Linked DNA regions of Mus musculus: region 1 is linked to region 2. Evidence: chromatin contacts called from ENCODE Hi-C data. All regions are on one chromosome and are shown on one strand. The core of a region is the stretch at or near the end of the contact, and the rest is flanking DNA. Distances in the headings are between cores, read along the strand shown. Region 1 has its middle 11 kb from the start of Gm38873. Region 2 holds the start of Lmcd1 (LIM and cysteine-rich domains 1).

Region 1 (5,069 bases), core at 2,094-4,593, 130 kb after region 2:
GAGTCATGAGCCACCATGTCCACCTCTGCACACTCTACAGTACCCTACCAGAAATGCACTTCTGATGTATTTAGCTATTCCTCTCTTCATAGATACCCACCTTGTTTCCTATCATTCCCAATTAGTGTTATGATCATTAATAAACATGAACATATATGCTTCAGACAAGTTAGGAACTACTGGCTTATTTTACAAATAGATGCTGGTGCCTGGAGATCAGGAGAAAGTATATGAATGCCTAAGTGTGTCAGTGAGCAGACTCCTCAGGGTCACCCCTAAGAGCACAGGGCTGGCAGCAAATGGTTCTGATTCTCAGACCTGCCAGGCTGGTGCACACACCCCTCCCTGCTCTATCCTGTTGGAAACACTGGCCTGGAATTAGATACACATCTTCATTGGCACCCCAGGCATGTATGCAGACAGTTTCTAGCAGGCATTGAAGCTTCCAGCTTCTGCAAAGACACCTGCTTACAGCAAGCCAGGCCACCTAATCACTGGGTCTCATCACCCCTCAGCTTTGGTCCCCAGAAGGTTCTCACTGGATATGAAATAGGAGGCCCCCAGCTTTAGTTAATAGGACTGTGCATATACACAGACATAGACTATGATTTTACAACTTCATTCTCTTCTATTTCAAGCCTAAGGTGCTGGGGAATTTCAAGAACACTTCCCTGCACCCCATGTTCTTTCTTCCTTCCCTATGCACCACTGTGGCACCGGGTAAATTGAATTTCAAAAGAATATTATTCCAACTAAACATAAAACTGTGCTGCTACAAAACGAGTGCCTGCATTGTTTTGGTTTTTAACAACATGTGCCTCGCTTTAACAATGCTCAAGGAAAGAGGGAGTTATCAGGATTTTACAATACTCAGAACATACAGCCCAAGCAGACTCAGACCTGAGCTCACAATGGAAAAAGATCAACCTCTAGGGACAGGTGATCCCCCATTATCCCCACCCCTTACTGCATTACTTTCTAACCAGCTGGTCTCCTCAAAAGCAAGATGGCCCGAGAAGAGGGCTGTCCAAGACTCATTTCTTCCCTATTCCTATAACACAGGACAATGTGACCTTCCAGAGTCATACTGCAGCCTTCCATGGGATGTCTCCTTTGTCACCCTAACTGGCCTGAACTGGGTCCTCTATGTCCCCTAAACCCCAAGACCACAAGGCATTTGTTTTCCTTCCTTTTATTTGCCCACTATAATTTCAAAATCCCCAAAGATCAGGAATGGGACCCAGGAGCAGTAGACTGTGTGTTCAGACCATGGCGAGGTCCAGTGTCCTCTAGGAAACTGGAATGAGGATGTGGAAATGCAGTCAGTTGAATGCTCTGCCAATTCTACCCTCATCTTTCAGCAGAAGTAACTAAAAGGCCATTTAGATATAAACTTTAATCCTGGCTCCAGTGATTTCCAACTTCCCCAGACTTCATCTTGCCTGCCTGTACAATGAGGCTGAGGCCAGACCAAGGAAAGGAGACCTCTAGAAACTCTCTTTCCCTAACCCTAAAATCAAAAAGGCTAGAGAGAGATCCAAGACTGGTTCTGAAAAAGCTTGAGCCAGAGTTTGTTGGCCTAACAATCCATCTCTCAATTCCTGGTCCCCTTGCTGACCCCAGAATGAGGCTAACAAGAAGGTTGAGGAAAATGCAGTTTCACTCCTGTAACCACAGTAATTCTTGAGACCAGGAGACACTATGAAGAGCAAGGAAGAGATAGTCTTTACTGTTAGGAAGGAAAAGAGGCTACAAGCTTCACAAGCATCTCACTCAACTCTTACTACATCCTGAAGTGAGAATTTAAGCTGTGCCCAGGTCAAAAGTCAGGACTCTGAGGCACAGGAAGAAAATGATTGTACCCAGGTCTCCCAGTAGAACAACGGGGAAACTGTGAGTAGAGTATGTGTCCACTTGGCCTTCCCAACTTCTCGACCCCTTCAACCACATGGGACTTACTATCTTCAAATCATAATGGCATCTTTTTAAAAATATCTCTTCCACTCTTGGGCTCTAAACTCCAAGGAAGTGTCTAATGGTCCTCTGTACCCCTTATATTATTCTCAGTGTTGTTGAATAGGTGGATGGGTGGAAGGATGGATGAATGGTCTTATGGGAAGAAAGATATCTGGACAGACAGAGGTATATATAGGTAGGTGGGCAAACTGAAGAGTGGATGGAAGGTAGAACAGATCTACCTAGGAAGACGAATGGACAGGTAAGTGGGTGGGTGAATGGATATATGAAAGGACAGACAGACAGATGGATGGACAAATGAATGGGTAGATAATCGATCCTATGAGCATTAAGAAGTCACTGAAGACTTGAAAGAAGGAGACTGGCACACAGTGGCATAGAGAAGCACACACTAGGACCAACCCTCAAGAAGATCTCAGCCCAGTCAGAAAGGGACTTCACAGAGACTCAAAACATCTCTAGTCCTGAAATGTCACTTGTACAGATAGAGGTTGTGACCCCAGCCAGATAAGGAAGGATGTCCCTGTGTTCTAGGTGGTAAGAGGTTGGGGAGACAGCCTGGAGGAGCTATGGATAGAGCAATCACTGCAGCATAGCAGGACTTAGATGAACAGGGAGGAGAAGAAAACAAAGGCTGACAGCGAAGTCTGTGGTCTTCCTGGTACATCCCACCAGGGGAGGGTAGCCTCCATGCTTCTGCTCAGCAGGTTCGTGGCACCACTTTTTCATAACGAATTGGTCCAGTGACCCCCTCACCCTAGAGGACACTGGTACTACCAGTGTGGGTACACACCCACATACATGGGGGCTCTACATACCTCTTCCCAGCTGCCAAGAGGTGGTGGCCAGTAACCCAGACACCCTCCTAGTGACTTATACTGGAGCCCCAAGAGGCCAAAGCCCAGGCCATTGCTATGAGGCTTCCTGACCACCCCTTGCTTCCATTCTCCTTCAGGGCAAGCATTGAAAGTGGCGAGAAAGGCATGGACTCTACAGTAAGGGGACAAACCTCTTCCTAGCTGAATAACCTTGGGTAAGTCATTAACCTCTCTGAGCTCCAGCTTCACGGTGGAAAGTGGCATCTCCATTCCTCATAGAGAAATTTCAGTGCAAACAGCAGTGAGCAGGACATAGTTAGTCAACACAGAGTCTGATGCCTTGAGCAGGAGCCACCGCTATTACATATTGGAGAATAAAACTAAATCCTTCCTCCATCTGGCTGGAGAAGTTTAGACGCTCTCCAAGTCTCCAGCTGGGAGAGAAGGAAGAGGACATGTGATCTCTCCACCCACTGACACCTCCAGGAGACCCATATCCACTGGGACTAGCCACTAGCCTGGGTGTGGGCTGGGTAGGGCAGGCTCTGGGACTCTCTGACGCATTCTAGGGCTCTCCAAGGTAAAAAATAGCTTTGCTTTGTTCGCCTAGACACACACCCACTGGACTGGCAGCACGCCCACTGGACAGGCAAGTGGTGGGCTATTTCAAGCTGCATAAACAAGCCTCCACCAAGCCCCAACCTCAGGCCTCCAGAGAGCGGTATTAATAACCCACTATCTCATTCTCCCAGGCCAGAAAGACAGGAAGCAGAGCTCTGAGGCTGGCCAGTCCTGGTGTCCCCCACAATCCCAGCTGACAATGGCCACAACAGGACACTCAAATGTCATATTTCCCGCAAGTAAACAGAACACACAAAGGCTATGGTCGTCATAGTAACGATAACACCAGAAAATTGTTCTGACATATTTCACTGGCTCCCGGCTGCCCTGTTCCTACCACAGGGGCTCATCACTCCTCTCTTACACACTCCTCAGATCTGATGTCGCTGGGGCTTCTCTATCTGTTCTTCCTCTGCTCCATTGGCCCCCCCAACCTTCATTCCCACCTCCTCTCCACCCATCTAACTGCCCACACCCCCTACGCACGCATCTGCCTCCAGAAATCTTTCCTCCAGCTGCCCTTGCCCAAACTAGAGTGGCTCTTTCTGTCCAGCCTCTCATGATACACAGGGTCCATGAACATGGAATACCTCAGCACAGGGGACCTTGCAGGACAGAGATGTTGGTATCTATCTATACTGTGTCACTTCAGTTTGATGGTTAGGTATTTCCTGAAACAATGATTGCTCTTAGCCCTTCGGTGTGTCCATCCATAGGACTTTGCTGCTCCACACACACACACCCTAGCATTGAATCAAGTGTTCAGCTGTCTACTTATGAGCTATGCACCCATGCATATTAAGTTATCTTACAAGTTCTCTGCAGTGAAGAGAGACACAGAGTTGGTCAGGCTCAGTTACATTTGCTTTCTCTGGGAAGACTTGGACAAACATCTCTTCACTTCAGACAGGGTGTCAGTGACAGACTAAGTTCGACCAAGTTCAACCTGATAGACCCCCAAAGCATCACTGACACCCTGCCCTGCAGAGCTGACTCCAAGCCTCACCCTCTCATGCACTCCATAGAAGCTGCAGTGTGGAGTCCCCCTTTCAAGTCAATCTTCCATTTCCTTCCAATATGCCTTGTAGCTGGCAAGCATAAGGCAGGACTGAGTCGTGGCTGGAATCCCAAGTGAGGATTCGATGGCCTTCTCCTCTTCCTTCTTTCTAGAGAGAGTGTCGACAGCCCCATTCTCATTGCCATAGACCTAGCTACCACTGACCTACTCTTTTTGTTTGGTTGCCATAGCTACCAAGTCGAGGTGATCTCTACCCCCAAGGGGTCCATGGGATGGTCATGTTATGCCCAGAGAAAAAAGTCATATAAAAACAGATTCATGCTGTCAGAGGATCTTGAACGCGTTCACGACCGGCCAGGAAGAACGCAGCAAACCGGAATCTTCTGCGGCAAAAGCTTTATTGCTTACATCTTTAGGAGCAAGAGTGCAAGAGAGCAAGAGCTTTATTGCTTACATCTTTAGGAGCCAGAGAGCAAGAGAGCAAGAGCTCTATTGCTTACATCTTCAGGAGCCAGAGAGCAAGAGTGCAAGAGCTCTATTGCTTACATCTTCAGGAGCCAGAGAGCAGGAGTGCAAGAGAGAGAATGGCGAAACCCCGTCCCTTTTTAGGAGAATTATCCTCCGCCTAGGACGTG
Region 2 (5,024 bases), core at 1,796-4,295:
CACCATACATAGAGGAGGAAGAAGAGGAGAGAGAGGAAGAGGAAAAGGGGGGAGGAGGAGAAAGAGGAGGAGAATGAGAACAAGAAGATCAAGAAGTGGTATAGTGTTGGTGTTGGTGATGGTAGTGGTGGTGGTAGTGGTGGGTATCTCAAAGCTCTAGTGAAGCTGAGATACAGTGGCCGCATTCCCTCCTCGTAACTGAACAGACACAAGCTTTAATTTGGCAGCCATAAAAGTCCATGGCTATGGGGCTTCCTTTACTGCATAGGTCTGCAGAAGGATTTAAAGGATAGGAATTGGAATCTGGAGCTGGGATGGGGACAGGTTCTACAGGACAGCAGGGATCTCTTGTCTGCCCATGGTAAGCAATTCTCTAGATATTAGAAGACAGAGCACCCAAGACAGTAGCTTAGTGCTCTGTCCTGAGAAGGTGTGGCATCTGCATCCTTAAATGTTCCTGGAGCCAGAGGTAAAGATAAGGAGAAGAGAAAGGCTGAAACTACACAGTGTGAGGTTAATGCAACTACCAGGATGTCCAGAACAATGCTTTCTCAAGACAAGGAAAATGAAAAGTGGCTGGGACAGGAGTGGCCAGTGACATCACTGGGAAGGTCTCTGCCCAGGCTGAAAGGGATAAAGCCTGCCTTTGTTACACCTCCTGGCTTCTGTTCTCATTGCTCTGAAACATGAAAGCTTCTGGCATGATGTCTCTCTTTAGCGCTGTTGTCCTGAGGATCTGCTACTGAGAGAGCTGCTCATGGGAACACTTCCATCCAGGGCCACACTTCTGCTGAAATGTTAGTGAAGTTCTAAGATTTCACACACAACCCACCTTGGAAGTTAGAACAAAATGGACGAAGTGTGCCTGTTCTGTTGGTCTCGCCTGTCCTGATTGGTGTTAATAAAAAGTCAGAATCCGCCGGGTGTGGTGGTGCACACCTTTAATCCCAGCAATCAGGAGGCAGAGGCAGGCGGATTTTTGAGTTTGAGGCCAGCCTGGTCTACAAAGTGAGTTCCAGGACAGCCAGGCCTATACAGAGGAACCCTGTCTCGAAAAACCAAAAAAAAAAAAAAAAAAAAAAAAAAAAAAAAAAGTCAGAATCCCAGTAAGGGAGATCACTTGGTAAAATGCTAACCTAGCAAACATGAAGACCTAGACTCAGTCCCCCAAACCTATGTAAACCAAACCTGGTGAGGCATGAGATTATGGCATGCTCATAATCCCAGCACTGGGGAGACAAAGACAGGTGGATCTCTTGGAGCTCACTAGCCAGCTAGCCTAATCTACCAGACAGGGTCCAGGTCAGTGAGAGACCTTATCAATGGTGGCTGGGACTTACGATGGCCAATGATGTCCTCTGGCCTCTTCATACACACACACACACACACACACACACACACACACTCAGAACTAGATCTCCAGGTCTTTATTCGTCCATCCATCCAACCATTCATCTATCCAACTAATGTGCTCTGAGCTTCCCTTATATGCTTGATGGTTGTAGTCAAAGGTACAAAAACAAAAGTCAAAGTTAGCCAAACTAATTGTAGCAGACACCTATGAGAAAGAAATATAGGAAGGTCACCAATGGAAAACCTTCTCCAGGAGTCTGGAAAGGGAATCATGGTTTGGGGCAGAAGGGACTGGCGATGATTTGCGACTCCGGAAGAGCACGACAGGTTAAATACTCAGCAATAGGAAGTCTCTGATTAGAAGACTGAAGGATATACTTTAAGATCTATATTGGATCTCCTGCAGGCAATCTTTCACTTTCACCCACTGGAATCCCAGTTTCTGGCAGGAGATTTTGCCCATGTGGGTTGTAGAAAGGCCTCCTCACCTCATGACAGGTGAAGCAGGATTGTTCTGGATAAAAAGGTACCTGTTCTGTATTCTCTTGTGGCAGGGGAGTCGAAGTCGGGAAAGCAGTCTCCGAGAGCAACGTGAGCTCCGGAGCAAACAGCCTGGCCAACTTACAGAAACCATTGTTAGATGTTTCATGGATACTTCATTCCAAGGGTGAGAAACAGATAGATTTTGCTCATCCAGACTTGCAAGACTTAATTACTAATTTTCACAGTCTATCCTTTACAGTCTCGTGCTCCAACCCCTGGGGCCAGTTCCGATCTCACCGTTTTAGACTAAACAAGTCCTATCGAAGAGCACACCTTTGATCACCTGACTATCTCTCCTCGTTTTCTCAGTTGGAACCATAAAAATAATTTTGAAGCTATAATATGGGAACGGCTCCCTGGGTATGGATATTTGCTGCTGCCAAGCCTGATGACCAGAGTTTGATGCTGGGAGCCCACTTGGTGGAAGGAGAGAATTGATGTCCACAAGTTATTCTCTGACCTCCACACACATGCACTCTCTCTCTCTCTCTCTCTCTCTCTCTCTCTCTCTCTCTCTCTCACACACACACACACACACACACACACAGAGAGAGAGAGAGAGAGAGAGAGAGAGAGAGAGAGAAAGAATATTGTTTTCTTCCTCTGAGAAGTTTAAAAGTTATTTTTAAAAAAGATATTTTAAATTTTTAAAAAAATTTTTGTGGCTATTGTTTTTAACAAATGATAATGTACTAGAGTCTTTTCTCTCTGGTTACTAGAGACCTTAGCCAGGTTAGGGTCAGTTGAGGCTTCTGGAGACCACCTGCCCCCGCGCACCCCCCTGGGACAAGGGGGAAGAGGTGGGCAGAGAGCACTGCTCAGCATTTATTTTTGGACCCAGCTCTCTAAAAATACCTTGGCTCTCCTATTTGCTCTCTCTTTTGACCTGAATGGATCTGCCTGGGTCTCCTCTGCCCCTCCCTCTGCTCCTTGCCCTTTAAAGGAGAAGGGCGTGGGGAGGGATTCCTGCCGCCTAGGGGACAGCTGTGAGCCCGAGGTGGCAGGGCAGCCGGCTAAGCTGACGTCAGGGTAGAGTTTAGCCAAGTTCTCAGCCTCCCTGCAGAGGCCACCCTAAGGGAGGGATGCAGCTTTTTGCTCTGATTGGCTGGCCTGGAGTGGGTGTCCACGCGCATTGGCTGGTCACTTTTTAGAGGGAGTCCCGCTCTCCAATTAAAGCGGGCAGCGGCGCGGCTCTGAGCACAGAGCCGCCGGCTGCACACAGGCAAAGGAACCTGAACTTGGCCATTCAGCAGCGCTGTCCAGGCTGCGCGCTCCCTCTGGCCCCTGCCTGAGAAGCCAGGTGCTGTTTCTGCACCGCCAGGATGGCAAAAGTGGCTAAGGACCTCAACCCTGGAGTGCAAAAGGTGAGCGAGACCCCTCTGTATTCCTGTATCCTTCAGATCCCACTGCTCTCAGACGCACTGAGTACCTAGGGACACTTTAATGGTTGCATCAAATCCACAGAAAGCACAGAAAACAGAATAGGTGACAATACTTATTTGAGGTGACAGGTTGACCCCTCTCCAAATTGCCCTTAAAGCCATTGTTAAGAAAGTATTTGCACTGTGCCGTAGTTCTTTATTGATGCTGATTAAAGGTGAACTAAAGTTAAAATTTAGAGGGAGGGAATAGACGCTTATTTGTGGTCATGGGAAACGTCTTGGCTTTCCCTTGCCTGTACCCTCCAACCCCCTGATGTGCCTTTAGTGAAGGTTGGGGGACTGTGATGCAGCCCCTCCCCCTTCGCTAGCCTCCCAGAGTTGTGTGGTTTCCCCAGCACACAGAATAGTTTCTTTTGGTGCAGTTGGCAATAGCAGCCATTCTAGCTCAGGGGAACTAATTTCTGTCCCCAGAGTCTGCACGTTTCCCTTTCAAGAAGGGCTGGCCCAGAGCCCAGAAGGTCACGGGTAAATTGCTGCAGGCGGGGCCAGCAGCTGTGCCTACAGCTCTAAACTGGCTGCCTGCTTACCTGAGGTACACTGAAAGCAGAAGACTGGGCTATGAGAAGACGTAGGGGACAGGAAAGCAGCAATGGCTTCCCAGATGGGGAAATAAGAGGCATGGGTGAAAGAGAGGTGGCTTGCAGGGGACAGAGATGTTCAAACCCTGGCCCTTGGTCTGGCACATTTTAGCTGTACAACAGCGATAAACTCAAATCCTTAGCCGCTCTTTCCCTATCTAGAATGTAAGGAGGAGAGACAGCCAGTACTTTTAACAGCAATCTTGATAATGTAGGCTAACATGCCCAAGCAGTAATTATTAAGCTATTCTCTCAGAGTATTCAATCTTGCAGGGCAAAGTTCTCCTTTGCTGACATTTGGTGGGAGGTAGAAAAGCAAAGGAGAGAAAAAGAGACCGTAGAGCTCAGGGAGAATGGAGGTGGGAGAGGGGAAGCCCCAGACCTCCTGCCCTCCCACTCCTGAGCCTAGTGATTCCTTCTGCACATGGCATCCAATCAGACTTAGTCTGGGCATCTCCCTGATGCATTCACCAGACTATTTGCAGAATCAAGTGTCATCTCTCATCCAGAATTCACAGAGCACTGAGACCTGAGTGTGGGGGATACCTGCTAGTCTCTAATTATATATGGACTTCACTTTTCCTGCTCTCTTTCCCCATGTGTTTGAGGTCAATGATTTGCAAGTGTGTTGCTATAAGCCGGTTGACATCCTAGAATGTGAGATGAAGTCTATAAAGATCCCTCCCCTTCATCAAGAGCCCAGGCCACACTTAGAGAAAGCTTTGCTTTTATTGTCCCTTGCATAGGAGGGTGTGATTCTCTGGATTAGAGATGGAACATGTTCCTCTTCATGTCACCGTCTGTTGCCAACTTCCTTGGCTTGCGAAGGTTTTATTTTCCATTTAGATCCAATTACAGGCTTAGAGAAAGAATGAAGTGGGTAAAGATGAAAGGGTGGGTATCTTTTACCTCTTGGAATTTTAACCATTGGGGAAGATCAGCAAGGGGGTGGATTAACCAATGTCTTCACCCTAAAGAGTGGAGGGAAGAGAAGGGAACCCAAGAGGGCCTTGCGAAATGGCTCAGCGCTGACAAATACTGTGTCCTATCAAGATCCGAAAAGAGTTTATTGCATATTTACTTTAAAAATCAGCAGTCAGGGGTGGGT

The links. Hi-C counts contacts between places; a loop is a spot of excess contacts on that map.
Region 1: a map of heart shows a loop between it and region 2 (3-fold over the local background). The contact joins the enhancer-like site here to the promoter of Lmcd1 in region 2. A Hi-C loop is called at or near these places in 1 of 37 maps with a recorded cell type or tissue (heart).

Annotation. Positions count from the first base shown.
Region 1 is chr6:112,398,773-112,403,841 of GRCm38, forward strand. No RefSeq gene overlaps it. Among named protein-coding and RNA genes, the nearest start is that of Gm38873, 11 kb to the left of the region's middle. Within about 2 kb of position 3,344, at least 1 of the 3 ENCODE cell types and tissues checked has a DNase peak (open chromatin) inside an H3K27ac peak, as active enhancers do; it is heart, where a contact is called at or near this core.
Region 2 is chr6:112,270,713-112,275,736 of GRCm38, forward strand. It overlaps Lmcd1 (LIM and cysteine-rich domains 1), which reads left to right and starts at 3,046. Exons shown (of 6, transcript NM_144799.2): 1 at 3,046-3,260. The coding sequence starts at 3,219.